Regions from separate parts of the Homo sapiens genome. Here all the other regions are linked to region 1. The links are chromatin loops, found by intact Hi-C in ENCODE. Cell type or tissue: endothelial cell of umbilical vein. All regions are shown on one strand. Region 1 overlaps ATOX1 (antioxidant 1 copper chaperone). Region 2 overlaps SLC36A2 (solute carrier family 36 member 2). Region 3 overlaps FAT2 (FAT atypical cadherin 2). Region 4 holds the start of MIR6499 (microRNA 6499).

What was found. A loop is a pair of places that touch in the nucleus more often than their neighbours do. Peaks named below come from ENCODE experiments on the same cell type or tissue, not always from the same donor. Only the 100,000 strongest peaks of a DNase experiment are listed, where the experiment ranks them.
Region 2: a loop joins it to region 1, with 6 times the contacts of the local background. A loop is called at or near these places in 6 of 110 quality-filtered maps.
Region 3: it touches region 1 in a loop (2.8-fold over the local background); 2 of 110 quality-filtered maps call a loop at or near these places.
Region 4: a loop joins it to region 1, with 4 times the contacts of the local background. A loop is called at or near these places in 24 of 110 quality-filtered maps.

What each region holds. Positions count from the first base shown.
Region 1 is chr5:151,737,604-151,745,603 of GRCh38, reverse strand. It overlaps ATOX1 (antioxidant 1 copper chaperone), which reads left to right. Exons shown (of 4, transcript NM_004045.4): 4 at 2,645-2,782. Among named protein-coding and RNA genes, the nearest start is that of ATOX1-AS1, 11 kb to the left of the region's middle. RefSeq lists enhancers at 1-756, 4,853-4,902, 4,360-4,903 and silencers at 4,642-4,936, 4,702-4,996, 5,162-5,456. In endothelial cell of umbilical vein, CTCF peaks have their summits at 2,595 (motif pointing right) and 4,764 (motif pointing right); DNase peaks (open chromatin) are centred at 123, 2,633, 4,863, 4,953 and 1 weaker place; H3K27ac peaks cover 4,718 bases.
Region 2 is chr5:151,312,239-151,320,238 of GRCh38, reverse strand. It overlaps SLC36A2 (solute carrier family 36 member 2), which reads left to right. Exons shown (of 10, transcript NM_181776.3): 10 at 3,151-5,267. The coding sequence ends at 3,422. It also overlaps the pseudogene ATP6V1G1P5. Among named protein-coding and RNA genes, the nearest start is that of SLC36A3, 12 kb to the right of the region's middle. In endothelial cell of umbilical vein, a CTCF peak has its summit at 4,045 (motif pointing right); a DNase peak (open chromatin) is centred at 4,028.
Region 3 is chr5:151,568,838-151,576,837 of GRCh38, reverse strand. It overlaps FAT2 (FAT atypical cadherin 2), which reads left to right. Exons shown (of 24, transcript NM_001447.3): 2 at 7,887-8,000. The coding sequence starts at 7,907. Among named protein-coding and RNA genes, the nearest start is that of FAT2, 18 kb to the left of the region's middle. RefSeq lists enhancers at 4,957-5,469, 7,366-7,455. In endothelial cell of umbilical vein, no CTCF peak of the experiment used is centred here; no DNase peak of the experiment used is centred here.
Region 4 is chr5:151,519,393-151,527,392 of GRCh38, reverse strand. It overlaps FAT2 (FAT atypical cadherin 2), which reads left to right. Exons shown (of 24, transcript NM_001447.3): 17 at 16-159; 18 at 1,428-1,625; 19 at 5,307-6,117. It overlaps MIR6499 (microRNA 6499), which reads left to right and starts at 5,245; the gene lies at 5,245-5,306. It also overlaps a transcript of SLC36A1 not described here. RefSeq lists enhancers at 5,240-5,409, 7,095-7,264. In endothelial cell of umbilical vein, a CTCF peak has its summit at 3,827; a DNase peak (open chromatin) is centred at 3,852.

The sequences.
Region 1 (8,000 bases):
TGTTTGAGCTAGATGTTCCCTTCACTTTTATGTAATCCAGTGATGCAGTAAGGGGCACTGTGCCAGCACTCTTCGCTCTGGAACCAGGCAGACCTTACTCATTGATCCAGCCACAGTCTCAGCAGGGCACTCCTGGCTGCCACTGCCCATGTAGTGCATTTGACTCGTGAATTACAATGATCGCCACACCTCTGATGTGGTTTGGTGCCCTGACGTGACTGAGAAAAATGAGGCCAAGAGAGGGGAAGTGATTCAACCAGAGTCCCACCCTGGTGAGTAGCAGAGGCAGGAAGAAAGTCAGATATCCTGAATCGGAGTTCTGTAACTGTTACTGGTGGCATTGTCCCTGTGAATGGGCCCACAGAGACCCCCTGGACAGAGGCTAGCCACACTGACTGGTAGGTCCTCTTTGAGGATAGCCTCCTTCCCAAAGGCATACATTTGGAACCTGAGTCATAGCAGTGTTCTGTGTATGTGGTAACATCACATGCAAGTTACAAGATGTCAGATGCATCTGTTTTCGTCATGCACTTTCCATCCATAGATAGAACCCATATTCAGGAATGAACCCAGGATGAATAATGAGGAATCTAGGATTCTAATTCCAACTTTCCTCATTTCACACTGACTTTGGGGACTTTTTACATTACAGAGATTTGGTCTTCCCATCGGTAAAATGGGGCTAAAACCTCCAACCTGCTTTCCTGCCTTGTGGGGACTGCTGTGCAATCTCTCCACATATGAAAGTTTATCCTCTAGGGAAGTAAAACATCAGCGGTTTCCAGCATGTTGAAGAACAGTGTTTCTTACATCATTCCTCCACCCCTAGGGTTTTGTAGGGAGGGTGAGTGGATGGGGCTTTGGACCCTCCATAGCTCCCAAACGGTCCTGTGTCATATTGGGCTTCCCGTAAGACTGTATTTTATAAAAACGCTCTGTAACAAGAAGGAATGGAGGCAGAGAAGGAAAAAAATACTCTTCCTGAACTAGCTATATACATGGGGAGCCCTAATGCACACATCTTGGATTAGAAACTCCAGGCCTGGGCATACGAACTTTTTTAACTAAAAAAGTAATATCTGTTGGATGTAAACCATGTGTAGCTTAATGTGTTTTTCTCATAGAAAACATGTTTTCTCATGTTATTTTATTGAGATGAAATTCACAAGACATAATAACTATTTTAACCCATTTATGCTGAATATTGCAAAGTTTTTTATGTGAAAAATCAAACCTTGGTGATGACCTTGAACAGTAGGATATAAATAACTCCTGCAAGCTTAGCGTTCCAATAATGGAACACTAGGCATAAATGGGTTAAAGTCTATCATTTAGTGGCATTTGGTGTGTTCACAATGTTGTATGACCACCATCTCTCTCTAGTTTCAAAATTTTTTCATCATCTCAGAAACACACCCTGTATCCATTAAGAAGTCACTCCCCACTACCCATCTCTCCATCCCCTGGCAGCCACTAATTTGCTTTCTGCTACTCTGGATTTGCCTACCCTGGACATGTCATATAAAAAGAATTACATTATATGTGACCTTTTTGTGTCTGCCTTTTTCCATGTAGCATAATGTTTTCAAGATTCATTCAAGTCATAGCATGTGTTGTAAATCATTCCTTCCAATACTTAATAATTTTCATGGTACTTTTAATCTACTTTAGATTTTTTATGATAGGAAGTTTCAAACATGTGTAAGTAGAGTAATAGAATGAATCCCCAAGTACCCGTCACTCAGATCCAACAGTTAGTATTTATTTCACCAAGGCCTGTTATTTTTTGATAAAAGTGCTCTGTGACAAGAAGGAATTAAGGAAGAGAAGGAAAAAAACTCTTCTGGAGCTATCTGTATCCATGTGGGGGAGCCCTAATGCACACATCTTGGATTAGAAACTCCACTGTCCTCATTGTTTCATCTGGGTGATGAAACACCCAGATTATTTTGAAGCAAATTCTAGACATCATGCCCACTCCCTCCTGCCCAGATTATTTTGAAGCAAATTCTAGACATCATGCAATCTTACCTGTACATATTTCAGTAACCATGTATTGTTTGGAAAGGCTCCTGGAAATTCAGATGCACAGTACTCAGTAAGAATCACCCAATAAGCCAGCTTTAGTCCACATGCTCAGGCAGCATGTCTTTGAAGTCTGTTTTAAGAGGCTCCTCAGTGACTGATTTGAAGCCAGGCTTGGGAACCTCAAAGATAGAGTGTTTATTGGTTTTGAAGTCACCTTGATCATCTGACTCTTGGCAGATTTATTTGCCATGATTTTGTTCATTGCCTTTCCAACCTGTAACAGGATAGAGAGTGCTGTTGACTGGGTATCCTGGCAGCCCTGGAAATTCCCCAGAAGAGGGCTTTGGCAGTGATTGGCTTAGCAAGGTTAATGCGTTCCAGCCAACCTAAGTATAACAGACTTCATGGGAGCAGTGTGCAGGGCTGGACACTGGGGCTCTAGTCCTGCTCCTGCATCTGCACCCTGCGTTTTCCACCTCACCCCTGCCTTTTAGTGCAAGACTCTTAGTGCACCCCTGCGTCACCCCTGTCTCTTAGTGCATTTATTGCCTTTGCAATGTCGCTATGTCCACACCAGATGGCACCTTTGTTCCATCTAACTTTCCATCTTTCCTAGGATGCTGATCCTCCCGCTGGCTTCCAGACAGACCTGGGACTTGGCAGTCATGCCGGGTGATGGTGTTCCTGCGGAGACCCTCAGTTGTCCTATTCCTTCCTAGCTTCCCTGCAATAAAATCAAGCTGCTTTTGTTGGAGATGTTGTCTTGCCTGGTCTTGGTGTTGCTTGCTCACATGTAGGTGGTTATGCTTACTTGGGTTGGAGTTTTGAGAGTTCCCACCTGGGAGTCAGACACCCTGTAGATTCTGATTCTTTGCTGTGTGATCTTTAGCAAATCACTTCCCCTCTCTGGGCCTCATTTTTTCCTCACCTATAAAGTGGAGGCATTGACCCAGAACAGTGATCCCCTTTCTTTTCACCAGTTTCATAGACTCTATATTTTGAAAAAATTTGTCTATCAAGTGAATTGCACAAGAGATTATCAAATGTTAAGCAAGTGGAATAGTAGGAAGAGGCTGTGGAGACAAACTGCCTGGGATAGAGTTCAAGCTCCAGTACCTCCTAGCTGGGCCACTTAACCTCTCAGTGTCCACAGACAAAATGTGATGATAGCATCTACTGCAAATGGTGGTTGTGGGGATTAAATGAAATGAAACATGTAAATTAATTACAGCAGTGATTGCTGGTTAAAAAATCACTCAGAAAATATTAGTGATTCATTTTTGGCTTTTTGTTTGTTTGTTTTGAGATGGGGTTTCACTCTGTCACCCAGGCTGGAGTGCAGTGGCGCAATCAGGGCTCACTGCAGTTTTGACCTCCCGGGCTCAAGCAATACTCCCACCTTAGCCTCCCAAGTAGCTGGCACTACAGGCACATGTCATCATGCCCAGTTAACCTTGTTTTTTTTTTAGTTTTTTTCTAGAAATGGGGTTTTGCTATGTTGCCCAGGTTGGTCTTGAACTGCTGAGCTCAAGCAATCCTCCTGCCTTGGCCTCCCAAAGGGGCTTGAACTCCTGCCCTCAGGTGATCCACCTGCCTCAGCCTCCGAAAGTTCTGGGATTACAGGCATGAGCCACTGCACCTGGCTGCCACTCATTTTTAAAATATTTCATTAGTCAAAAATCTGTCAAAATGGCCATTTGAATTCCAGTCAGGCTAAGTCAGGCTGAGACTAGTCAGGTTGGAATGCAGTGGCATGATCATAGCTCACTGTAACCTCTAACTTCCGGGATCAAGTAATCCTCCTGCTTCAGCCTCCTGAGTAGATCTTATATACTCTTAAAAATTTTTGAGGATCTCGGCTGGGTGCAGTGGCTCACGTCTGTAATCCTAGCACTTTGGGAGGCCGAGGCAGGTGGATTACCTGAAGTCAAGAGTTTGGGACCAGCCTGGCCAACATGGTGAAACCCCGTCTCTACTAAAAATACAAAAGTTAGTCGGGCGTGGTGGCACATGCCTGTAATCCCATGTACTCGGGAGGCTGAGGCAGGAGAATCGCTTGAACCCGGGGGGTGGAGGTTGCAGTGAGCCAAGATTGCACCACTTCACTGCAGCCTGGGTGAAAGAGTGAAACTCTGTCTCAAAAAAAATTTAAAAATTATTATCAAACAGTTTTGGTTATGTGGGTTATACTACATTAGAAATTAAAACAGGAATTTTTAAAACAAAAATACCCAGGCACACATCCCATTAGTCATTAGGACTAGATGAAGTCACTGCATTCCTTTAGACTCTAGAAAACTTTACCGTACAATTGTTAAGGAGGAAAAGGCATCTTACAGAAGCTTTTAAATTGAACCTCATGTGCCTTCTGAAAGGCTCTTGGGGGTCACATGTTGAGAATCACCACTTTAGCCATTTATTGGGCACTTACTGGGGACCCAGGGCTGCTGGAGACTGGAATAAGATCTGGCTCTGCATTTGACCAGCTCAGACATGGAAGCAGCCACCTCATCTATCTCATGGACAGTTTCCTCATCTGCCCAATGCATAATTGCTGCACCTCGGGGAACTGAGTAGCCAGAAATAACACTTTATTTCAACTCTAAACTGGTTGCAAGCATAATTTCCATCCCTTTCTATCCCATTATGAAAGTACTAAACAAATCTCAGGGCCATTTCTGCCTTCGTGGCCCCTCCGGGGTGCAGGGACTCCTTCCCAGCCCACCAGGTAAATGTGTTTCTTGACCACCAGATGGCAGTGTCTCCTGGACTTGACCATCCACAGAGACGTTTAAGACAGTTTCTTCTAAAAAAAAGTTTCTCTGGGCTCTGAGAGAACAAACTTGAGGATTTTTTCCATTTTCAGTTGCCCTAGGAGGTCTGGCTGGCCCACTGGGAACGCCCAAGAGTTGAGACACTGGTGTCTCTTAGAGTGAGTGCTTCTCAGAGGGGTTCATTTCCTTTGAGTTCTCTCTATACCACCACCCCCAGCTGAAATCCAAGTTTCTAGCTGAGGCACTTGGCTCTGTTCTTCCAAGGCCACAGAGGCATTAGGGAAGCTCCCACGCCTGCCATCAGCCCAGCTGGCTGTCCACGGAATGAATGAATCACACAGCGGAGCTCAGGCTTCTGCAGGGGTGGGGGTGGGGAGCAGACGTGGCCACGTATTTCTCCGAGGCTTCCCTGTGCACTTGGCCCCAGCCCACCCTTCCAGGCTTTCTCACTCCTCGCTGCAGCCAGCCAGCCCGCTCCTCAGGTGCCTTGCTTTTATTCATGCTGCCTGCCCCCTGTAAGCGGAATGATCTCCTCCACCAGCCTCCCTTGTCTCCATATACAAATTCCTTTCCCTCCCTTGCATACCACAGCCTCCATGAAACCTCTCCACAGCTGGAAGTAATTTATTTCTCCTCTTGGCCCTCAAAGCATTTATCACACAAATTTCAGTGTTGTGGCAAAGCTTTCTGTCCACGTATCTTTCCTGGCCTCGAGGATCAGCCCAAGTATCTGTTCCCTCTGCACACAGAGCAAGGACTTAGGGGATATTTGATAGATGAGTAATGGCTACTATTTGGGGGATGCCTATTTAGTGTGTCATGCCCTTGCATTTATCTCATTCCATCCTTACCTAGACTGCATAAGATAGTGAGCTAGGACAGACCCTCACACATGGTAGATGCTCAGTAGGTGTTGGTCCAGATAATTTGACAAAGGAAGAGATTGTCTCTTCTAATCTTTCTAGCAGGTTTATATTTTTGTCAAAGATTCCTGGTTGTGAGTACAGCCTACCCTAGGGTGTTCCCAGTAACCAGCCCTTGTTTCTGGGCTTGATGGGGTGAAGCTCCCACCAACTTTGCCTTGTTGACCTACCCATTTGCCTGGTGGCCAGAGCCCGGGCTTGTCCAGTACCCACATTACCATGACTGGAGAGAAACCACCTGGCCCTCAGTACAGGGTGAAGCCTGGGGGCTGTATGTGGGGGAGGCTTCCTTCCTCACAGTGGTGTGAGCCACAGGGGGAGCTCTGGCCTGGCCTGGCTCCCCATCAGCGTGCTGAGTGAGCTTGAGCAAATCTTTTGAATTTTGAAGTGGGGTGTGTGTGTGTGTGTGTGTGTGTGTGTGTGTGTTATTGTTGTTGTTTTTCTTTTTCTGAGACAGGGTCTCTGTTACTCAGGCTGGAATGCAGTGGCACAATCTCCATTCACTGCAATCTCCGCCTCCCGGGCTCAAGCAATCCTCCCACCTTAGCCTCCCAAGTAGCTGGGACCACAGGCACACACCACCATGCCCAACTAATTTATATATATATATATATTTAGAGACGAGGTTTCACCATGTTGCCCAGGCTGGTCTCAAACTCATGTGATCAAGCGATCTGCCCACCTCAGCCTCCCAAAGTATTGGGATTACAGGCATGAGCCACCACACCCAGCTGAAGTTTTTTTTTAACTGCTTTTTTGAGGTGTAATTTCATTCAATAAACTGCACATATTTAAAGTGTAAACTTTTTTTTTGCTATCTCCTACCTAAAGAATAAAGTGTATAATTAAGATACATACATATCTAACACACACACACACACACACACACACTCATGAAACCATCACCACAATCAAGATAGTGACCATATTAATCACCTAAAAAGTTTCCTGGCACCTCTTGGTAATCCCTCCCACCCTCTCCTTGCCCCCAAGTAAGCACTGATCTGCTTACTGTCACTATTGATTAGTTTGCATTTTCTAGAGTTTTATATAGATGCAATCACACGGTATGCTCCATTTTTGTCTAGCTTTTTCATTCAGCATAATTATTTTGAAATGTTATCTTTTTATCACTGAGTAGTAAGTATTCCGTTGAATGAATATACCAGAAGGTGTGATTCATTCCTCTGTTGAAGGACATTTGTTTCCAGTTTTTTTAACTGCTCTGGTGCTATCAAGCTTTCCAAGGGCCCTACAGGGCACAAGGGGAAGTCTCAATGAGCTGGCCTCTTCGAAACCAACACACCCAAACCCAAACCGAGGCAGCTTAACTCATCATTTTATTTGTATCTTTTAATTTGTTTTTATTTTTTAGAGATGGGGCCTTGCTCTTTGGCCCAGGCTGGAATGCAGTGGTGCAATTACGGCTCACTGCAGCCTTGAACTCCTGGGTTCAAGTGATCATCCCTCCTTGGCCTCCCGAAGTGCTGGGATTACAGACGTGAGCCACTGTGCCTGGCCCAACTCACAGTTTTATCTACTGGGCTTCCTCCTACAGCCCCAGTGGTACTAAGCCACGTTCTGGACTTCAGCAGATCCGGATTTAAATTCCTTCACCACTTAAAAACTGTGTGACCTTGGGAAAGTTCCTGATTCTTTTGTGCAACTCAGTTTCCTTATCTGGAAAATGGAGGTCATAACAGTACTCTGACCATGGTGAGAATTAAAGATCTTCATGTGCCTCATTCTTGATAATGACATTCCACAAATAAAACTTTCTGTTTGGCCAAAAAGTCACAATTATACGACTTGAAGTTTGAAAACTGAAGTCTGAAAAATTTCAGATCTAGATTCTTTCAACCCTGGCAGATTAAGAAAAGTAAAATGGAACCTCAAGATTGTGCCATGTGGGAGGTGAATGGTTGTTCAGGTCACCGCCCTCTCCATGACTTTCGCCTTTAATTAGTGCCAGTCTCTAAAAGACCCAAGTCTGTAATTTCTTGGGAGTGCCCATCAGAGCTTCTTTTAGATTTCCATGTCTTTAAGGGCTGTGGCCACTTAGTTTAAGAAGACAAGTTTTCTAATCTGCTTCTTCGGAGAAGGAAAGTCTTCATGTCCCTAGGTAAATCTCATGACTGCTGACTAGGGCCTTGCAATAAAATCAAAGCCTCTAAAAATAAGGATGTCACCTCCCATTGGTCTGTTTATCATGGGCTCCAAGGATCTAAATCCCCGGATGCCTAGAAGTAGGCTGTATGTTGCATAAGAATGCTGG
Region 2 (8,000 bases), 430 kb after region 1:
GACTAATTTAAGGGTGGCTGCTGCTTCACACAGATTACAAATAACCATTTACTACTTTTTCATGGTTAGAATCCTGACATTCAAGAAAGCACTACAGGGAAAAAAAAAATATTAATCTCTTTCTTCTTCAAAGAACTTTTTTTTACTAGAAAAAAGAAAGAAAAAGTCAACATTGATACACTGATACATATGTTACTTCAGCTAATAGGCATGGGAAAACATGACATATACCCATTAAATTTCTACGAAATACGATGTAAAAAGAAAATCTATAGATAAGTTCTAAGTCTGTACAAAGAAGCTAGATTTTATATTCTCTGAGATGTGAAGGGACCTGCTATATAATATACAGAAATCATTTAATGCCTTTTCATAAGAATATATCTCAAGCTGCATATTCCTCGAGGGCATCTAAAATGCCAATCTGTGGTACAGGCGCTTCTTTCTCCCACTCTTCTTCATTTATGCAGCAGTTTTCATGGATTTCTGTCCAGGTGTCACAGACAAAAGCCAAGAGACTAGCCAAGCCTTCACCCCCATTCTGCTGGAAGTAGTTCTGGAGGCTGGTCCTCTTCTTCTGACCCTCCTGTGCCACTTCAGTGCCAAGGCTGCTGTGAGATTCCAGGGCTGCAGCTTCCTTGGTCTTGAACTCTTTCTCCCTCTGCAGGCAGTGCTGTTCAGTTTCAGTTCAGCAGTTGAAGCCTCAGCTGCTTCCTTGGCCTGCTTCAGCCTCTATGTTTTTGCTCACACTTGGACACCTTCTCAGTGGCTGCATCTTGGCCTGCAGCAGCTGCTGGATCCCCTGAGACTGGCTGAAGTGGCTGTTGATTTTCACTTTTCTAGGCCAGCCCACAGCATTCATTCGACACTGATTTTCTTTTTTTGAAGTGATTAGTTCTCAATTTGACCTTGAATGCAGGAACTATCCAGTATCTTACATATTCCAGACAGATCAAGGAATTTGCCCCACAGTATAAAGATAACAATCCCTTAAGCCTACACTACACTTCTTCATGCATTGTCAATTAGCATGTATGAGTAAATAACTTGGAGTAATAGCAAAGATAACTTTTCTGAATGCTTTACATGAAAAATCTCATTGAAGACTTTTATGTCCTATGCAGAATGAATCACAATACCTAAAAGGATAGTAGCCTTCATCTCCATTTTGCAGCTGAGGAAACAAGCTGAGGAAGGGGTGGGACTTGGGCAAGGCCATACAAGAATGAACCAGACTCCTGCCTTCCAGACCTGTTCTGTTCTACCACACTCCTCCAAAGGAGGCCTGCTCAAGGCTCCTGGGATTTATTGGTGACCAGGAACATTTTTCATCAAATATAATAAAAAATGTAAAAGCCCAGGTCTGTAAAACGTCCTGCTAAAAAAATATAATTTCAAAATTTTTAGCTTTTCGTGTTTCTTTGTTAGGGGTTTTCTGACATGTGTATAAAACCTGGAGAAGACACTTCTTTAAAGACACCTCCCGGATTTTCTTCCAACTGAAGATCTCTTTGTATTATAAATAATTTCATATTCTAATTGTTTGCAAGTAAAAGGTTCTTATACTCATGTTAATTATTTATTAAAATTCTAGGCATTTTAAAAAATAATTTATTTATTTATATTATTTATATTTATTATATTTTTATATATATAAAATATTTATTATATATAAAAATATATTTTATAAATAAATATTTATAAATAATTATTATATTTTTATTTATTATTTATTTTTATTATAGATAAAATATATAAAATATATTTTATTTATATATAAAATAAATAATAAATTTGTATTATTTATTTATATTATTTATATTATTTTTTATTTATTAAAATGCTAGGCATTTTAGAAGACTTCTAAAAAATTTGTACATTGATACAAATTTTGATAGTACAAACATTGACAGTTTGTACATTGATATATTCCAAACAGCTTGAATGGTTCCCAGCACTGTTATTTAGTGTTATTTATTAAGTAAGAGCTTAAGTTTTGTTGGATATGTAAGGATCCAAAATGCACCTCGGTAGCATAAAGATTATTTTAAGCTAAAAATGCCTGAACAAAAAGAAGCTGCAGAAAGAAACTTTGTCTAATCTTCTTTTGCTGATGTAAGCGGGACCTCCTGACAAATATAGCTGCCATAAATCCCTTCTCTGGGAAGTTTAGAGCCAGAAAAGAGACTTAGCATTATCATGGGAATTACTAACTGTTTAACAAATTTTATCTGAAACTGTCATATCTTCCATTTGTTCTTCCATAAAAGCCCTTTCTCCTCCCTCCTTTTCCCCTTATTAAGGGGGTATCTTTGGCTGTTCTGGAAGCCAATTCTTCTCAAGGCTCTGGAGCTTATATATACACTTTGTCTTTTCTCTTGTTAATCTTACCTATTGTCAGTTGAATTCACAAGCACCCAACCACTGACCCTAAGTTGGTAGGGGAAAAGTTTTTGAATGAATACATTTCCTCCCAACAATATGAATGAACAATATGAATGAATACAATTAGACAGAGACTCACCAAATTTTGTTATTGTTGTTTTGAGATGGGGTCTCACTATGTTACCCAGGGTGTCCTTGAACTCCTGGATCCTCCTGCCTCAGCCTCCCGAATAGCTGGGGCTACAGAAATGTGCCACTATGCCTGGCTGAATTTTTAATATGTAACTTCTAGGGAATATGATTAGGGATATTGGAGGACTTTTAACTTTTCTTTCTGTAATTGAATTTCTGAGAAACAATTAGTTCATTTTTTAAGAAGAGGATTTTTTTTTTTTTTTTAATGAGATAGGACCTCACTTTGTCACCCAGGCTGGAGTGCAGTGGCGTGATCTTGGCTCACTGCAACCTCCACCTCCCAGGTTCAAGTGATTCTCCTGCCTCAGCCTCCTGAGTAGCTGAGATTATAGGCACCCACTACCACACCCGGCTGATTTTTGTATTTTTAGTAGAGATGGGATTTCACTATGTTGGACAGGCTGGTCTTGAACTCCCAACCTTCAGTGATCCACCCATCTAGGCCTCCCAAAGTGCTGGGATTACAAGTGTGAGCCACTGTGCCTGGCCAAGAAGAGGACTTTAAGAACAAACTTTCAAAGCTTGGCTAAGCCTGGAATGCTCCATCTCTCCACTATCCTCTCCCTGCAGGCCTCCTGGCCATCCTCATCCCCCGCCTGGACCTGGTCATCTCCCTGGTGGGCTCCGTGAGTGGCACCGCCCTGGCCCTCATCATCCCACCGCTCCTGGAGGTCACCACGTTCTACTCAGAGGGCATGAGCCCCCTCACCATCTTCAAGGACGCCCTGATCAGCATCCTGGGCTTCGTGGGCTTTGTGGTGGGGACCTACCAGGCCCTGGACGAGCTGCTCAAGTCAGAAGACTCTCACCCCTTTTCCAACTCCACCACTTTTGTTCGGTGAGCCTGGCACTGCTCCTTGCCTACCAGCACCCGACTTTTAATTATATGGATCTCTTTTTTTTTTTTTTTTTTTTTTTGAGACGGAGTTTCTGTCTTGTTGCCCAGACTGGAGTACAATGATGCGATCTCAGCTCACCACAACTTCGGCCTCCTGGGTTCAAGCGATTCTCCTGCCTCAGCCTCCCGAGTAGTTGGGATTAGAGGCATAGTCCAGCACGCCTGGCTAATTTTGTATTTTTAGTAGAGACGGGGTTTCTCCATGTTGGTCAGGCTGGTCTTGAACTCCCGACCTCAGGTGATCCACCCACCCCGGCCTCCCAAAATGCTGGGATCACAGGCGTGAGCCACCTCGCCTGGCCAGATCTCTTTTATATGCATTATCTTTATGTCACTGCTTTGCCTTTTCTCTGGGCCAAGTCATGGTGAAACAAGAAAGCTACAAGCTCTAAATGGTAATTTTTTACATTTTTGTTTTGTTTATTACTTCTTCTTTTCATACCTCTGGCATTCCACTACATTGTGAGCTTTCCCTTGGAAGGCTCTGGACTCTATCCAAGCTTATGATAATTCACACAATGAATTTCATACCTAGCGTGGAGCTATGCAAGAAGCAGCCACCAGAGGGCCCCAAGTGGCAGCAACTGGCCAAAGGAGATGCAGCCAGCTAAGACTGTCCACACTTTGGCAGACAACCGGTTTTCCCTTTTCTGGGTCTGTTCAAAAAGCAAACATTAAGGGTGGGCACATAATCCACAAGCCAGAAAGTTGTGCACGGCTCCAGTGTTGAGATGGGTAGGGCCAAGATGACCAGTGTGAAAACTCTCAGATAGAAAGGAGCCATGCATATTAAATGAGGGGCAACAAACATTTCAAACGATTAGATAACATTTTCTCCCAACTCAAAGATCCCAACAATGAATAGGAGGCATGGAAGTAGATGTGCCAATGGGGAGGGATGAGGAGTGAACATGAATATTATTTGAATAGACTTTACCTCTTAATTCTTGCAACATGCATTCTTGATTACCTACTGTGTGCCAAACAAGATTTTGTAGAATATTGCAAAAATGACCATAAATTCCTCGTGATAATGTGACTTTGCACCTGCTCCTATGAAAAGATGAAGTCTGTATCTGTATCCCTTAAATTTTTTTGCTTGTTTGTCGGTTTTGTTTTGTGTTTTGTTTTTTTGAGATGAAGTCTCGCTCTGTTGCCCAGGCTGGAGTGCAATGGCACAATCTCGGCTCACTGCAACCTCCACCTCCTGGGTTCAAGCGATTCTTCTGCCTCAGCCTCCCAAGTAGCTAGGATTACAAGTGCCTGCCACTATGCCTGGCTAATTTTTGTTTTTCGTAGAGATGGGGTTTTACCATGTTGGCCAGGCTGGTCTCAAACTCCTGACCTCAGGTGATCCACTTGCCTCGGCCTCCCAAAGTGCTGAGATTACAAGTGTGAGCCACCACGCCCAGCCTCTCCCCTTTAAATTTGATCTTGGCCTTGTAACTTGCTTTGGCCAATGGGACATTAGTAAATGTGATGCAGTCAGAGGTTTGGTAATAACCTATGCATCAGGACTTACATCACTTGCTGCTCTATGGAGTTGAGACCACCAAGTAAAGCATCCTGGGCTAGCCTACCGGAGGATCAGAGACCATGTGGAACATAAATGAATCATCCCAGTTGAGCCCTGTCCGCAGATCAACCAGCCTACCAACTTCCAGACACGAGTAAAGCCATCCTAGACTATATCCAACCCCAGTCAGGCTGACACAGACCATAAGAATTGTACAGATAATCCACAGAACTGTGATAAATAATAAAGATGTTTGTAATTTTAATACATAAAGAGTGGGAAGTTTTATGCAGCAAAAGATAACTGATAAATCATTCTAAAGAGGATACACTGATTAATGAGAAAAGAATCCCTGCTCTCAAGCAGCCAGTCTGCTGTCCATTGGGGAAGAGTTAACAGGTAATCAACTAAGTAAATACCATCTAATGTCCATCTAAGGGCAAAGGACACTACCTGCTCTAGAGCACCAAAGAAGACTTTCCACAGGTGGTATCATTTGAGCTGGGCTTTGAGTAGAACCTGAATCTTCTACGACTGAGCCTGAACCTTCTTCCATTCTGTCCTGCTGCCTGGACATTACAGCACCTATGCTTGTGTCTGATCTTGGCTGGCAGCCAGAGGCAAGCCAACCTGAGACATCACCTCCATCCTTCTGGTGGTGACTGCTCTCTCCCCTCCCCTCAGAATTACTAAAATTGAGAAAACGCACCTAGATAAATAAATAGATGTTGAAGATCTATAGTCCCAAAAGGTGGGGAGAGGAGAGTTTCTCATCAAACTCTCCGTGGTTTACGGGAATGAGCTATGCCTGTTTCAGCCTCGGTGTTAAGAGAACATTTGAAAAAGCCCTGTCCTGCTTATTTTCATCCTTCGTCTTCCCTGTGCCCCCCAATTCCCACGTCCCGGTCTGCTCTTTCTGTATGTTACTTTCTATCTGCTGGACTTCCAGAAGATACTTCACCAGCACAAGTCCACTCAGATGGAGGAAAGGCTGGTGGTCCACACCCAGATCCCATAGCCTACAGAGTCCCTGTTGGGCAACAGGACACTCATAGCTCGTGCAGGGGTCCACAGTCCACTTTGCCAGAGAATGGGTTGTCATTTCCACCCTGAGCTCTCTGTTTCATCAGCAAACCCAAAGGACTTCCAATGATCCATCCTGAGTGTTGGCAATGTGATCATCCTCTCTGGAAACATTTCTCTCCCACCCTGCTCCACTATCAATCACCGCACCCATCCTTGAAGTTTAAAGTTATCTTCTCTGTTATTAAGAAAAGTTTACACTCATTCTCTAAAGATAAGCCCCTACTGTGTAAGAGGATAGGGTTAATTTTATTACTCAGACAAATCTGGCTGAAGTTAAACCTTGGAAAGAAAAACTAAATTTAGCAACATTGATATAACCAACAAAACTAAGCTAGGGAGACTCATTAGTAATCATTGGCAACACTAAAGACTACTACATGTTAGCTTTATGTCTGAGTGGTGGTGATATTAAAATTTCTTAAGTGGTTTGGAACTGATTTTTTTAGTACACACATATGCATACACACGACTTTCTTCCCCCCATTTAACTTACTATTTATTTAACTTCTGGAACTTGCTAGTGAGTCAAGGAACATAGAAAACCCTTCCTCCTTTCCTTCATTGAGTGCTTACTAAGGATTTTACATGAGATCATCTCATTTAATCCTTACAATGACCTGTGATGTTTACACTGTCATTGTCTCCATTTTCAGATAAGGAAACAGACTCAGAGACATTAAATAACTTGTTAAAGATCAAACACGTAGTGAAGGATGGATCCAGGATGCAAACATTTGTGCATCAAAGCTCCTCACTGCATTGTAGGGCCCAAGGGAGGCCACTGAATGGTGGTTATCAAAATGTAAAATAGGGAGGAGGTAGAGCAAGATGGTAGAAAGCTCCACTGATCTGTCCTGTCCCCCAACCCCTGCTGCAAGGACACCAATTTAACAATTATGTACACCTTCATAAGAACCAAAAAACGTGGGCACTCACAGTACCTGGTTTTAACTTCGTATGGCTGAAAGAGGCACTAAAGAGGTAAAAGAAAAAACAGTCTTGAATCAACTGCGCAGCGCCACCCCTCCCCCACCCCCAGCAGGGGCCCATGGTGCCCAGAGTATCTCTGGGCTCTGGGGAAGGGAGAACCCAGTAATTGTGATGCATTGACTAGGTGCTGCCCTTGTTATAGCAGAAAGGAAAACCAGACCAAACTCAGCTGACACCCGCCCACAGAGGGAGCATTTAAACCAGCCCTAGCCAGAGGGGAATCACTGATCCCAGAGATCAGAACTCTAGTTCCCACAGGCCTCACCACCATGGGCTAAAGTGCTCTGGGGCTTTAAATAAACTTGAAAGGCAGTCTAGGCCACAAGGACTACAACTCCTAGGAGACTCCTAGTACTGAATTGGACCCAGAGACAGTGGACTGGGGGAGCAGGAGACATACTGAGACACCAGTTGGGGTGACTAAGGGAGTGCTTGGCATCACCCCTTTCCTAACCCCAAGAAGCACAGCTTGTGGCTCCAGAATAGACCCCTTCCTTTTGCTTGAGGTGAGGAGAAGGAATAGTGGGGAGGACTTTATCTTACATCTTAGATACCAACTCAGCCACAGAAGAATAGGGCATGGGTCAGAGTCATGATGCTGCCTTTCCAGACCTTAGCTTCTGGGCATTTCTAGACATACCCTGGGCCAGAAGGGAACCCACTGTCTTGAAGGAAAGGACCCAGTCCTGGCAGCATTCATCACCTGCTCACTGAAGAGCCCTTGGGCCCTGAATAAACACCAGTGATACCCAGATACTACATCAAGGGCCTTGGGTGAGACTCTGAGACCTGCTGACTTTAGTTACCAGCTCAGCCACAGGGGTAGAGCACCAAGTAGGCTCTTGGGGTCCCCAATTCCAGGACTTGGCTCTTGGATGGCATTTCTGGACCTGTCCTGGGCCAGAGGGTAGCCCACTGCCTTGAAGGGTG
Region 3 (8,000 bases), 170 kb after region 1:
TCCATGATGTTTGCACAATAACAAACTTGTGCAAACTTCTCAAAAACCATGAATGACTCCCTACTACTAAGGAGAGAAATTATTTCAGTGGCTAAGACTTGACTAGCAGGTACCTAGAATGTCACCATTCTTTCACTTACAGTTTTCATTCTGGTTCAAATAATGACACATTTCTCAGAATGTATTCCCATCGTTAAGTGAGACATACCTGTGTTATTATATATATCCAAACTCTTCAACCTAAAAGTTTTTCTTTCTTTCGTATTTAAAATAAACTAAAACATTTATTATTGATTCAATTTTCAAATTTAAAAGGAAATTCTCAATAATTTATTGACCATAGTAACTTTCTACAGTAGTCCTCATTCCTGAAAAGATGTTTAAAAACCCAAAAACCTATAGTATAACTTAATTGATTTAAACTAGGGGTGAGTGAAAAGCTGTTTTTAAATGTTCTCCTGGTAATTCTAATATGCACGAATAGTTGAGGCCACTGTTCCAGATAATATATCCCAGTTTGCTCCCTCAGATCATTCCCTTCCTTCTCTAAGACATAATTTGAGGACATATTCATTCCAAAAGCTAACCATTTTAAAAATACCCCCTTGTTCCTATACCATACTGCTAAGTATACGTGAATTTTAGCTTTTTCCCTTCCATATCTTTCTAGCCCACATATTAAGATCTCAATTTTTCTTAAGAGATTCTCCCTTTTCATTCTGCTTTAATAGTATGTGTAGTCCTGGGTCCTGGGTGTGCCCACTCTGCCTTACAGATGAGTGGACCCAGCATTCTTCTCTGAATCTCATGAATCCTGTGGTTCCTATGCCGTGCTCTTTAGAGCTGGGCTGTCCGATGTGGTAGACACAAGTCACATGTGTCTTTTAAAATTTAAATGAATTAAAATAAGATAAAATGAAAAACTCAACTCCTCAATTGTACTAGCCGCATTTCAAGTGCTCAATAGCCAGCCATGCATGGCTCATGGCTCCCACCCTGGACAGCACAGAGACAGAACACTTCATCACTGCAGAAAGTTCTGCTGGAAAGCGCAGCTCTAGAGTGAACTCCAGCTACTCCAGGCCTCTGGGATGTCTCTCTTCCTAGAATATGGATCCTTATTCTGTGCTGGTGCTTGCATCCATCACCTACTAGACGAGTGAACCTGGGCACAGTCTTCAAATTATCCAAGCCTCAATTTCACAGTTACAGATTCAGAGTAATGAATGTCATAGGACAGATGATGATGGTACATCACTAACTGGTACTGAGTGTGTTCCAGTGCTAGGTATTTGCCGTACTTTACCTCATTCAGCCTTCTCAACAACTCCAGGAGGTGAGTACCATTATCTTCTCCCTTTGGCTGAAATCAGCAAGGTTAAATAACTACCCATGGCCACACAGTTGATAAACTGAGAGCTGGCATTTGAAACTAGGTCTGTCTGATTCCAGAGCCCGCTTTCTTAACTTTTAATTCTGTCCAGTACTGCATACTCTACCCAAAGACCAAGTGAGATAACACATGCAAATGCTTATTTGAAAATGTATAGATTATCATACAGATGTAAGACAGAATAATTTTTGTCATCAATAATAAAAAGAATACTAATAAATAATGGGACCTCATGTCCCAGCTCTCTTTCATCCATGTCCTAGATAAGGATTTCCTTTTTAGTCATTTCTAACTCCAGACTAGGACAGGCCTGACTTTTACAGTCAAATCCCCTAAGATGGCCTCTCTGCCAGCTGACACTTCAGACTGCCATTTACTGAGCCATTATTGGTTCTAATAAGGTGTTACTCTGCATCTTTCCTCCCTGTGCTTTCACCTGTCAAATTATCTGTTTTCCCTGCAGTCCTGGGAAGTAGGTAGGAGTAGCTATTATTATCTCCATTTTACAGACAGGCAAGTTGAGGCCCAGGAGAGATTGTGTGGCATTCTCAAGTCACAGGACCCATCAATGGCTCAAGCCACTGGCTCCTCTCCTGGCCACATCCAGTTGTTTTGTTATATGAGAATCTGACAGTGGCTGCCTACAAACTAACAAATGACTCACATGTTCATCCAAGTTTCTTGGAAGTAGATTAAGTCTCTCTACCCTCAGTGAATTCCAGTTGTCTTAAACCAATAGAGCTGGTGTTCAAGCCCTATCCACACCAGAGTGGGAGACTTGAATGCGAAAATCCCTTTTTTGGTCTAATGTTAGATTACTCATCCCAATGATGTAGCCCTGTCCTGGTTCTGCTTCTTCTCAAAAACCATCAATCACTCCCTACTACTAAGAAGAGAAATTATTTCAGTGGCTAAGACTTGACTAGCAGATACCTAGAATGTCACCATTCTTTCATTTACAATTTTTATTCTGGTTCAAAGCACAGTCCCTCTTAATTTATTTATCTCACCTCTTTAAGGTTTTTCATAAACAGAATATGTTTAGGATTCTTTCTTGAGAGCCACAAGAGCCAGTCTTAGCACTGAACACCTGGGGCAGAGGGGTGGGACAATTAGAGGGGTTTGGAATCACCCATCCATTACAGTCCTTCCCTCTATATGCACACACATTATTTACAGATGAGAAAAAAGGTCCACGGGGCTTAGGTGACTTACTTGACCAAGAACAGACAGAGAATGAGTGACTTTAGGTCTCAGCCTCCCAGAACCCAGGTCAGGGATCAGCTTATTACACTGACTCTCAAACAAGCATTGGCAGGTGTATAACCCTGATCCACAGAGAGGAAATCCCTTCGCTGCCATTGGGGGGCTCGTTTAGGGTCTGATAGAGACCATAGGCATGCACAGGCCAAAGAACCATGCCCGTATGAGTTGGAAGGGACTTCAGAATGCTTCTTATCTCCCCCAAGGACAAATATCCTCCTACAGTAGAATATGCTCCTCAGGTGGCCACCCAGATTCTGCTTGGATTCCCCCAGTGATGAGGAGCCCTCCACGTTCAAACTTTTATCAATGAGTTGGACAAAGACATGAATGTTACAACTATCAGGTTTCTGAATGTCGGAATCAAGATCCTGAGAAGCTGGAGTAGAGAGCTGAAACACAGGGTGAACTGAATCACAGCCTCTATAAAGCCCTACAGCACTAAGTTGCAGAAAATTAGCCTGCACAAGCATAGATCAGGGATGACGGAATAATTTGTCTGAAAGTCTTTTTTGTTTTGTTTTATTTTGAGATGGAGTCCTGCTCTGTTGCCAGGCTGGAGTGCAGTGGCGCGATCTCGGCTCACTGCAACCTCCAACTCCCTGGTTCAAGCGATTCTCCTGCCTCAGCCTCCCGAGTAGCTAGGATTATAGGCACATGCCACTGCGCCCAGCTAATTTTTGTATTTTTAGTAGAGACGGAGTTTCACCATGTTGGCCAGGATGGTCTTCATCTCCCGACCTTGTGATCTGCCCCGCTTGGCCTCCCAAAGTCCTGAGATCACAGGCATGAGCCACTGCGCCTGGCCTGAAAGTTTTTATTATCCACAAACTCAACAGTTAATAGTATAAGCCAGGTACTAAACAGTTGTATTACTAGGTAATATTTGTTGAAAACTATATCACGTATTGTGCTCGGCACTTATGTGCATTAACTAACTTTCATTCTTGAAACGACCTGCAGAAGTAGGGAAACTAAGGATCAGAGAAGGCAAGCCATTTGCCCAAGGTCACACAGCCAGAGCCTGTGTGTTGTTAGCCACCTTCTCCTGCCTTCCACATCTTTGAAATGGGGCTGGGAGTTACATGGAGGCAGAGTTGGTTCATACATATATCCTAAAAGGGTCCATTCATGGCCAGGTAGACACAGAACTAATGTACCCACACAATTATTCAAAAAATTGACTACTGAGTATGCATGTGTGCCCTCTTGTAAATGTGCACATTCACTCAGATGCAGGTCTCTTTCTGGGCCTGAGGAGCCAAGGAGCATGAGGCCCCACCCCAGACAAGTGCCTGCTCGCAGCTTCCCGGAACAGTCTGTGGCTAGGCCAGCAAGCTTAGACTCGACCAGAGACCAGTGGCTTCCTGCTGTGTTGGGGCACAGGCTGGACCTTCTCCAGAGGCTTCAGCGGACCCCACCCTCAACCCAGCCCAGGCTTTGATTCTGCCTTGGCATTAAAATCTAATAACGAATATGTCTTGAGTTTTGTCTACATACCAGGCACTGTGCTGAGTACATTAACGTGCACGATCTTATGTAGTCTCCATAAAACCCTATGAATATGAATGCAGTACTCTTAAGAGCCCTCTCTCACAGATGAAAAAGCTGAGGTTCAGGAATATTGAGTAACTTTCTAAGGTTGAACAGGTAGCAAGTGGTAGAGCTGTGATTTGAAATCAAACAGTCAGATTCATAAGTGACCACAGCTCTTTCCAGAAGCACAGTCAGGAGGAAAGAACCTGGCTCTAATTCTCACCCTGTGACTTTGGGCAAGTCTCTTTCTTTCTTTGGGACTTTATTTTCCAGCTTCCAAAAGGAAGGAATGATCATGAAAGGCTCTTTCAGCGTTCATTCTGTCATTGTGTTTCCTAAGTCTAGATTCTTCCATTTCTCAACTAGTATTGATTGAGCCTGGTTCTATACCAGGCACTGTTCTAGGCACTAGGGAATTCATCTGTGAATAAGATACACAGAGCTCCTCTCTTCATGGAGTCCAAGAAGACAGTCATTAAACAAATAAACAAGAAAATATTGGGTAGTGATATATGTCATGAAGAAAATAGGGCAAAGTGATAAAGAGGGGAATTGACAGGAAGTCTACTCCAAACAGGAGCTCAGGAGGTGACATTTAAGCTGAAAACTGAATGACAAGAAGGAATTATTCATGTGAGAATCTTAAGGGAAGCAGTAAGTGCAAAGGCCCCGAGGCAGGTCTGGGTTTTGTGTGGCTGCAGCTTGTGAACTGGAGAAGTAGCATGGGCCCAGGAGGTGCAGAGCCTTCTAGGCCAGGGCAAGGAGTTTCTATTTTAATCTAAGTGCTATGGGAAGCCACTGGAAAGTGTTAAGCAGGGAAGTCATATGAATTGATGTACGTTTACACAAGATGTTTTAAAATAGTGGTCCCTGGGTGTTGTGAACTAGGAAGGTAGTACAAGGAGCCTAACATGCTTCTGCGCCCTGCAAGCTTGTTCACTCATCTAAACCTGGGGCCAGGAAACAGCTGTGCAGACACTGTTCCCTCCCTCAGCAAACTACTCCCCAGGTGTGCAGGTCCTACAGCCTGGGCAGGTCATGGGCACCAAGCCACCATCCAAGGGTGCATTCTCTCTGCATTTTATCCTCCTCCAGGGAGATCCCTCCCCTTCCCCTTCCCTACAGCTCATCTTAACGGCGCCTGCATTGCAAGGCACCGGTGCAGCCATCGAGCAGAGTATCTTGCTGGGGCCTGCCCAACACGGGTGCTGACCTGGTGAACAGGAAGCTCTCCACACAGCAGGGCAGGCAGGGCTGGGAGGCTGCGTGCACCCTGGGCTCACAGAGCTGTGGAGCCAGTGGACCTGGGACTGGGGTGAGGACTCACTTTCCCTTGGGGTTTCAACTTCAAAAGCAATGCCATCCTGCATGGGTTGGGGGCTGAATGACTCAGGCGTCCCCTTCTGCTTGTGGGGGCTGGGTCAGGGGTAGGGTGAGTGTGGCTTTTGCCTGGGGCTGGCCCCACTATGGGCTGCAGCTCTAAGCATGGAAGGACAGTAGTGGGCAGGCAGGGCGGGAAACGTACAGCAGCTCTTTCTGCCACTAACTTTCAGACCTCGAATGAAGAATCTGCCACCTTCCTGCCCTCTCTTTTCTGAGGTGCCTAAGCTTAGGGCACCACCAACAGAATCTCAGGAGTTGGGAGGCGGGTGGTAGGGAAGCTCGAAGGGTGGGACATATTGAAATTATTTTCTGTCACAGGCCTTCAGACCCCGATTTAGGCAGACTTTTCTATTCCTGCCTCTTATCTCGGAATGCTGTCAGCATGATCTTGGGGAACCCTGTGCCCAGTTCACACAGGACTCTGGCAAGACGGGGCTCCAAGCCTCTCCTTCCCCCTTTGCCTTGGAAGTTTAACTCTTCCTTGGCTTTGAAGAGCAAGGCAACTGGAAAATCAGGTCTGGCCAGTTTCATCCAAGAATGCTCCAGCGCATCTGGCTGGCAGCCATGAAGCTCCTAGGAATCAAGGCTCCCAGGGGCAAGCCAGGCATCAGCCTGGTGCACCAGACCTACACATGGCCCTGCCAAACCCTGCCCCGCTCCTCCTGCCCCTTGCCCCATCCTTGGCCCTGGTGAGTCTCACATTTTCACCCAGGCTGGAGTTCGGGGATGGGCTCTGTGGGAAACAGCAAGGGTCTAAGAGAGGCGAAGCATTTATTCATGATCAGTTCAACAAGAACTAACTCCCAGGGACTAGTTCTTACCCGGCCACACACTGTGTGACTTGGAGCTTGACTGATCTCGACTCTGGGGCTCTATTTCCCCATCTATACTCATCTATGATGAAAAGCAGGGACAGAAGCCCATCATCTCTAATGTCCATTTCAACTCAGACATTCCAGGAGCCTGGGAGTTTTCATGTTCCAGGTTACATGATGAGTCAGAGTCATGCCCTGTCTATAAGGGACATGTGGTGAAACAGGTATAAATAGGACTGGGGCAAGGAGGCAACCCTGGTCTGTGCAAGGAGCTCCCACTAGCTATAAGGCCCTGGGCAGCTCCCTTCCTTTTATGAACCTTAGTTTCCTATTATCAATAATGGCTGACATTAAATTAGAACTGACAATAAACTAGGCACTCTGATAAGTCATTTACCTTTATTATTTCACTGAATTTTCACAACAATCCTAAGAGATTGATGATTTTCTTATCCTTATTCTACAGAAGGTGAAATGAAGGCTCATGAGGTTAAATAACTTGCTCTAAAAGTCACCTACCTAGCAAATGACAGAGGCAGGGCTGACAGCCAGGCAGCCTGATGCCACGCCTGGGATCTTGGTCACTTTGCTTTCCTGCAGCCTCTGCATGTGCGGAAACAGCTCAGTTTGGCTAGAGCTCAGCCCCAGTGGAAAGGCCTTGTAGGAAGGAGAGAGAATAGTAGTTTAGAACCAGATAGCTAAACTTGGTTCCTGGCTAAGAGTTGGGACTATCTCACCATCGCCCAAGGAGTCACAGAAAGTTTTTGGGAAAAAAGAGTAAGAGTTCAGGACTGTGTTCTAGCTGCTGAGTGTCTTTGAGAGAGCATTTTGAACTAGTCTGCTATTCTTCAGCCACGGGGTTTCTCAACCATGGCACTATTGACATTGGGGCTGGATAATTCTGTTGCAGGGCTGATATGGTTTGGCTGTGTTCCCACCCAAATCTCATCTTGAATTGTGGCTCCCATAATCCCCCTGTATCATGGGAGGGATCCAGTGGGAGGTAATTGAATCATGGGGGTGTGTTTTTCTCATGCTGTTCTCGTGATAGTGAATAAGTCTCATGAGATCTGATGGTTTTACAAAGGGGAGTTCCCCTGCCTACGCGCTCTTGCCTGCTGCCAAGTAAGATATGACTTTGCTTTTCCTTTGCCTTCTGCCATGATTATGGGGCCTCCCCAGTCATGTGGAACGGTGAGTCCATTAAACCTCATTCCTTTATAAATTACCCAGTCTCAGGTATGTCTTTATTCTCAGTGTGAGAACTGACTCACACAAAGGCACTGTCCTATGCATTGTAGGTTGTTTAGCAGTATCCCCAGCCTCTACCTGCCAGATGCCATTAGCACCACCACTCCCAAGCTGGGTCAGCCAAAAGTATCTTCAGACATTGCCAAGTGTCCCTTGAGGGTCAAAATCACCTCCAGTTAAGAATCACAGCAGTAGAAACCATTTTTTCCCCCTAACTTGCACCCTGTCTTTTATTTTCTGCCCAGGGTTTCGGGAGTTTTCCACCATGACTATTGCCCTGCTGGGTTTTGCCATATTCTTGCTCCATTGTGCGACCTGTGAGAAGCCTCTAGAAGGGATTCTCTCCTCCTCTGCTTGGC
Region 4 (8,000 bases), 220 kb after region 1:
GACATTTTGCAATAGGCCTCTAGTTATTCCCTGAAGCTCCGAGCCACAGACAGTGGGCAGCCTCCACTGCATGAGGACACAGACATCGCTATCCAAGTGGCTGATGTCAATGATAACCCACCGAGATTCTTCCAGCTCAACTACAGCACCACTGTCCAGGTAAGCTTGAGCCTCCAAGGCACCCTGAGCCCTTCCTCCCTTCATTTCCCTTCTAGCAGAAGATGCCCCTCAGTGGCATTAGTCCACATGAACAATGACTGTGACTTTGCCACTGATGTCCCCAAAGGCAACACAGACTGCTGGAGGGCATTATAGAATTGAAGGGAATCAGGCACTGTGTTAGGCACTTTCATATCCATTACCTCATTTGAGACTCATAACAGCCATATGAAGTAGGTAGTACCCATTTTACAGATTTAGAAGATTGAGGTATGAAAACATGCCATACCTGGAATGTGGCAAACTTGGGATTGAACCCCAGGGATTTTTTTGTTTGTTTCCAGAACCCAAGCTATTCCCTACTAATGGTTTGCAAATAGGATTTGGAGAGGGCCTTGGGATTCTATGAGTAATTTTCAGGGCTGTAAGTGGTGAAGGGAGGTGAGGGAGTGAATAAAAAGGCAGAGTTCTGGGTCCTACTATGCATTACCTAGGGCTGTTCCACTTTTACCTGTTTTATATATTATGGGTATGGGTTAGGATGCTTTGGCTGCAAATAATAAGTTACCTGACTAAAAATATCTTTTCTGAGAATATCGCCAGTCCACATCTGAACCAAAGCAGGATTTTATAAGAAAGGAACAGAGAATGTCTGTTGGATAGGCAACGATCAGTTTCTGCCCATTAGATTCTGTTTGTGATGCTAAATAGTTAGCAACCATTGTGTTATAGTATACTAAATGCCCATGTTATACAACAAAGGCTAAAATGATACTCAGGGAATCTGGTTTTTCTTATTAAATTCCTAGTCATCTTTAAGTGTGCTTATCAGATACATATTGCATGCAGGTCCTCTAAGGAAGAAATCATTTATAAGTGTTCAATTGGCTTTGCAAATCGCAACATTCCCTTATGTAATCCAGGTAATAACTAATTTAAATACATGATTCAGCAGTGTGTGATCTTGAGCAAGTCATCTCTCTACAGAATAAAGGGTTTAACCTTTGTTCTCTAAGGATCCTTCCTGCCCCAATGGGCTGTGTTTCTAAGACCCAACATTGCCCTTGGGGAGCTCCTGGTCTAGACAGCAAAGTCAACAACTACCTCAAAGGCAGGCAGAATGAATGAGCAGCAGCTTGATGTCCAGGCACCATCTACAAGCAGTCAGAGTGCTGAGGACTCATTCCAGATGACATACCCAGACACGTGCGAAAGGAAGGACCGGGACTCATTCTGCTCTTTGCCTTCTTTGTCACTCTCGGTCTCAGGAGAACTCCCCCATTGGCAGCAAAGTCCTGCAGCTGATCCTGAGTGACCCAGATTCTCCAGAGAATGGCCCCCCCTACTCGTTTCGAATCACCAAGGGGAACAACGGCTCTGCCTTCCGAGTGACCCCGGATGGATGGCTGGTGACTGCTGAGGGCCTAAGCAGGAGGGCTCAGGAATGGTATCAGCTTCAGATCCAGGTGAGAGCTGTGCTAGGCTTCTGGTGGTGACCATGGGGACAGTAAAGATGCTGGCAAAAGCCCCACCAGTGCTTCTGTCATTAGGGAAAAAATGTACAAAGCACTTAGGATGCATCAGGCACTGGGCTAGGTCCTTCTCAGGACTAAAGCCTCATAACACTCAGGGCAGGTATAGTTACCACCCCGCTTTACAGATGAGGAAACTGAGGAACACAGGGGATTTAAGTGACTGGCTTAAAGTAATACTGGTAATAAGTGGCAAAGGTGGGTTGCTTCAAACCCAAGCACTCTGACCCCAGACTCCAAATTCTTAATCCCTGCTCTGTGCCTGGGCAAAACACCCTCTGGCTGTAGCTCCTAGAGCTTAGCCAGAACAGCTCTCTGAACCTCAGGAGCTAAAACAACCTACCTCAGAGAACTGGCTTGGGGCTCAAGTGAGATATTGTATGCACATGTGTGTAGGGGATTCTGGTGGTGGTGTTATGGGTTTCATAGGAATTGCTAAAGAACAGTGGCCAAGATGGTGGTCTGATATCTCTCCCTCACTTTATTTCTCCAAATCTCTTTCCTAAATCTCAAGTCCAGTGGACCCTACTATTCTGTAAACTTATGGGCTGGGAATGATGTATTCATTCTTTCAGTCAGTCAGTCCATCTCTCGACAAGTATTTATTGAGCATCTACTACATGCGAGGCCATTTGCAAGCTGCTAGGAACATAGCAGAGGGTAAGGAGGGAATGATTCCTGTCTCCAGGGGCTTTCCATTGTAATCATGGAGATAAACAATAAACAGATAAAGAAAGAAATAACATCTTTACAAATGATGATAAGGAAGTAAAGTGATGAGAGACTCATAAGACAGGGGGACACACATTCAGAGGGAGGCTGCCCCCAGGAGGTGACATCTGAGCAGAGAGCCAAGCTGCCAACCATGTGAAAAGTGGGCAGGAGAGTCTTCCAGGCAGGAAGAGCAACATGAGTTGGGAAAGAGCCTGAAGTGGCTTGAGGTATGGCTGAGGTACTGAGAACATCATGAGCAGGGGTGGGAATGAGGCTGAGGAGATAGGCTGGGTAGATCATGTGGGCCTTGTGGCTTGGATGACTGTATTATCTGAGGTCCAAACTGTGATCTTTGAGAGTGAGAGAAGCACTGACTTAGTCCATTTGGGCTGCTACAACAGAACACCATAGGCTGGGTGGCTTAAAGGACAGAAATGTATTTCCCACAGTTCTGGAGGCTGGAAGTCCCAGATCGGGGTGCCAGCATGGCCAGGTTCTGGTGAGTGCCCTCTTCTGAATGGCAGACTGTCGGCTTCTCATTGTATCACATGGCCCTTCTCATAAGGGCCCTAATCCCATTCACAAGGGCTCCACCTCCAAATACTGTTACACTGGGGATTAGATTTTAACATATGAATTTTGAGGGGACACAAACATAGAGTCCAAAACAGGCACTAAAAATAATACTTGGTAGTAGCTGATTTACAACAGGTAAAAATCAAGACTGTCCTTGACAAACCAGGGCATCCAATCTTCTAAGTATAAGCCTTGGTAACACTTTTAGATTCTAATCTAAGTACAATGAGAGGTGGTTGGAGGGTTTCAGACGGAAAAGGGATCCTCTTTGTGTCTCAGGAAGCTCATTTTTCAAGCTCTATAGAGTGGGTGAGGGAGACCAGTGAGAAGTCATCCAAGCTGGAGATAGTGGGGCTGAGACCACGGAGTGATGGAGAAGATGCAGGAAGCGGAGAGATTTCGGACATATTTTGTATGTAAATTGATAGGAGTTGGTGGAGTGGATGTGCAGTTAGAAAGAACAGAGACGATTCAGGGGTGATTTCTAAATTGTTGGCTCCCATGAAGACTTCGGTGGTAGTGCATTTATGAGACTGGAAAGGCCCAGACGGGAAGGCAGGACAGGTTTATGGGCTAAACCGAAGCTCTGTTTTGCACATTATTTCCCAGTTGTTTGTGAGACATCCAAGCAGAGGTGTCCAGTGGGTAGCTGGGAATTGGAGTTGGCAGCTCAGAGGATTGGTAGATGGCCCTCAAAGCCAAGAGCATGGATGTGATTGCCTAGGGAGAGATGAGAGAGAATGGCTTCCTGACCTCTGTATTCTCAGACCCAGGCACACGTCCTGCCTAGACAGGAGCTTAGTAATGACTGGCATCATCACCATCAATTGCATTGGTCCCGTACTTCCACTTCCATGCACTGGGAGGCACCATAGGCCAGCAAAGAAAAACACAGGCTATAGACACAGATAGGTATTCAGATTCTGCTCAGGCCTTATCTGCTGCTGTATGACCTTGGGCAAGTTACTTCACCTCTTTGAGCCTCAGTTATATTTTTTGTAGGATGGGTGACTTGATAGTACCTATCTCATAAGAAGGATAAACTAGGATAATGTATTTACAGCATTATCATAGTTTATCTATGATAATGACTAGCATTGTACTCAGTTAATGTTAGCTATGTATTATATATAATCGGTAGTAGTAGTATTGTTGTAACTAATGTTAGCTATACATTATAATTAACAGTAGTGTTAATTATTATTGTTGCTATTAATATCTCTTCGGTGTTATGCATGACTTCCAGCAGTAGGTGTAATCTTATCAACTTTCTTGTACATTAAAAGTGTTGGAGTGCAGGTGAACAAGATATTACTACAGGGAAAATTGTGGAGACCCTCGTTGACAGCTGAGGAAGTGATAACATCACTGAGGAGAAGAAGGCAAGCCTGTCCTTTCTAAGTCAGGCAGGAAGTTGCAGGGATGTGTGGTGAAACATGAAAGGAAAATGCGTTTATGATTTACATTCTTTTCCCTACTTAAGTGAGGTCCTGTCACCCTCACGGCTTTTCACAGTTCTGACATTAACTGCAACCCTGCGCGTGCCAGCCCATCAGTGAGGTCAGGCCTGCTTCCCTGCCCACTTGCTCCAGCACCAGTGACCCCGTCTGTGCTGTTGAACACACCGCCTTCATTCCTACCCCAGGACCTTACACTTGCTGCTCCCTCTGTCTGTCGCCTCTTCTTCTCATCCCTCAGGACTCAAATGTCACTCCACAGAGACTCCTTCTCTTCTACCTGATCAAAGTTAGGTCTCTGTTTATTTCCTTCCCAGCATTTTATCCAAGTTATTTGGTAACTTATTTATTGTCTCTTTTCTCCTGGCCACAGCAGAAGACTTCGTTGACTGACTAGAAGGACAAATCCCGACTCCCACTCCAATCGCATAGCAAAAGGGAATCCCAAGGGGAATTTTCGTAGGCTGAGCAGGGTGCATGGTGCATCAGAATTGCTGAGACATCTGAGGGCGCCCTTGAGGACAGGGACAGAATGAGAAACTTCATGAGGAAGTTAGCCCAAGTCTATGGCTGGAGAGATTTAGGAAGAGGCTCAGAGAGATGTCACATGAGGAAACTGCATTGTTTTACTGCATGGTATAGGATGTAACTCCCTCCTTCAATCTCTACAAAACCTTCAGAAAATCTTTCTTTTCTGTCAGTGCTTTTGGAGTTAGGTTTTTTTTTTCTAAATGCAACAATGCGCTGAGCCAGCCCTCAAGTTGGGCGTGGGGCAGAGAAACGTAGCTCCACAAGGAGGCCCAGCCTCAGTCGGGCGCAAGAGCACTGCAGTTCTGTTGGGTGACAGCAGTGTTTGTTTTGCCCACAGGCGTCAGACAGTGGCATCCCTCCCCTCTCGTCTTTGACGTCTGTCCGTGTCCATGTCACAGAGCAGAGCCACTATGCACCTTCTGCTCTCCCACTGGAGATCTTCATCACTGTTGGAGAGGATGAGTTCCAGGGTGGCATGGTGGGTAAGATCCATGCCACAGACCGAGACCCCCAGGACACGCTGACCTATAGCCTGGCAGAAGAGGAGACCCTGGGCAGGCACTTCTCAGTGGGTGCGCCTGATGGCAAGATTATCGCCGCCCAGGGCCTGCCTCGTGGCCACTACTCGTTCAACGTCACGGTCAGCGATGGGACCTTCACCACGACTGCTGGGGTCCATGTGTACGTGTGGCATGTGGGGCAGGAGGCTCTGCAGCAGGCCATGTGGATGGGCTTCTACCAGCTCACCCCCGAGGAGCTGGTGAGTGACCACTGGCGGAACCTGCAGAGGTTCCTCAGCCATAAGCTGGACATCAAACGGGCTAACATTCACTTGGCCAGCCTCCAGCCTGCAGAGGCCGTGGCTGGTGTGGATGTGCTCCTGGTCTTTGAGGGGCATTCTGGAACCTTCTACGAGTTTCAGGAGCTAGCATCCATCATCACTCACTCAGCCAAGGAGATGGAGCATTCAGTGGGGGTTCAGATGCGGTCAGCTATGCCCATGGTGCCCTGCCAGGGGCCAACCTGCCAGGGTCAAATCTGCCATAACACAGTGCATCTGGACCCCAAGGTTGGGCCCACGTACAGCACCGCCAGGCTCAGCATCCTAACCCCGCGGCACCACCTGCAGAGGAGCTGCTCCTGCAATGGTAAGTACTACATCTTCCCTAGGGACGAGCAGCACTGCTGGGCTCAGCCCGCCTGACTCTAAGCATGGAGATTCCACTGAGGCTCTGTGGGAGAGTTCAGGGAAGTTTTAATAAGCCCAAAGGCCACCAATCACCATAAGACGGCTAGTGGCCTCACAAAATCTAGTTATGGAATAATACCCAATTCTCAGCTCCCTTTCGAGATTTAGAAAATAACAGTAAGACTACAATATGTGGTTTAACATCATGGCTAAGAGCATAGGCTGTGGCTTCAGTCTTCATGGGTTAAAATCCCAGCTCTACCCCTTACTAACCAGGCGACTTTAGGAAAATTAACCTCTCTGTGCCTTTGAGCTGGGCTGCTGTAGGAATTACATCAGTACTATGTATCAAGTGCTTGCTTAGAACAGTGCCTGACATATAGAAAGTGGTCAATACATGTGAGTTACTAATACTGCTACTATTATTACCATAGTCTGGTGGTTATAAGCTCAAGGCTTAGACTCAGACAGCTCAGGTTCAAACCCTAGCTCCATCAGTCACTAGCTGTGTAACTTTGGGTGTATTGTTAAAACCCTCTGAGCTTTTTAGTTTCCCATCTATAAAATAGTCAAAATAAATACATCTGCCTCCTGGAGTTGGGTTCGGGGGGGAAATTACGTAAGAGTTATAAAAGCACTTAACCCATGGCTGGCCCACAATAAGCCCCAGATCAACGGTGACTGTCATTCCCGTGGTAGCAGTTGCTATAGGGAGCCTGCTGTACGCCACACTCTGTGTAGATGTCACCTAAACTAATCGGCACCACAGCCCTACCAAGCAGGGTCATTAGCCCCATCTGCAGTTGGAACTGAGATATGAGATTTAGTTTGCCTGAAATTGTACAGCTTCCAATGAAGGCCTCGTTATTCAAATATCTGTGTGTCCCACTCTAAAGCCTGAACTCTTCACTAAGCTCCTCAGGCACTCCAAGACTCACCCAGCATCCCTGGCATTAAGGCCAAGGGAGCAGCTCAGGAGCCTTGGCTAAAGGAAAGTGACATGACCTTCAGCTCACCAGCGCTCCTGCCTGGCCTGGCCTGACCTGCCCTTTATGGGTCCAGCTGCCTGGCATTCGGGATATCATTTCTCAGAAGATTTGTGGACTTTGTCCAGGGACCACTCGATTTAGGCTGGGTGGGCTTCTCTCTGTTGGGGAGAGGATTTCCTTCTCTGTGTTTCTTGCCCCAGGGCCTGCTTCAGGGAAAGCCAAGAAGGCTGAAGGGTCTCTCTCAGCCACCTGGCATCAGACAGCAGGGGTTCTAAAATTCAAGATTTTGCAAAGTCTACTGGAGAGCGTGATTTTAAAGAGACATGCTCCTGGGTGTCACCTCCAGAGGTTTTAATTTAGAAGGTTCTGAGTGAGTCCTAGAATTGGCATTTAATTCTGAAGCAGCAGGTGCAAGGGCTTGCATTGAAGAAATACTAGATAAACTCATGGATCACCAGAATCAGTTGAAAAGAGGTTTTTTATTTTTTAACATTTTAGTGAAATATAAAACATACAGGAAACCAATTCATGTATCATAAGTACACACCTCAAATAATTTTTATAAAGCAAATATATCTGTGTAGCCAACGCCCAGATCAAGGAAAGAATATGACCACCATCTCAGAAGCCTCCCTTGGGCCCCCCTTCCAGTTGTTACACCCATGATGGTAAGATTTTTAAAATACATATTTCCACGTGCCACCCAGAACTACTGAATCAGATTCTCCGAGAGAACTTAGGATTCTGTGTCATAAAGATTCTCCAGCTGATCCTGATATCCAGCCGGGGTGGGAATTTCTGATCTAGATCATCTTCAATATCCCATCCAATAAGTACCTACTACAATGGAATT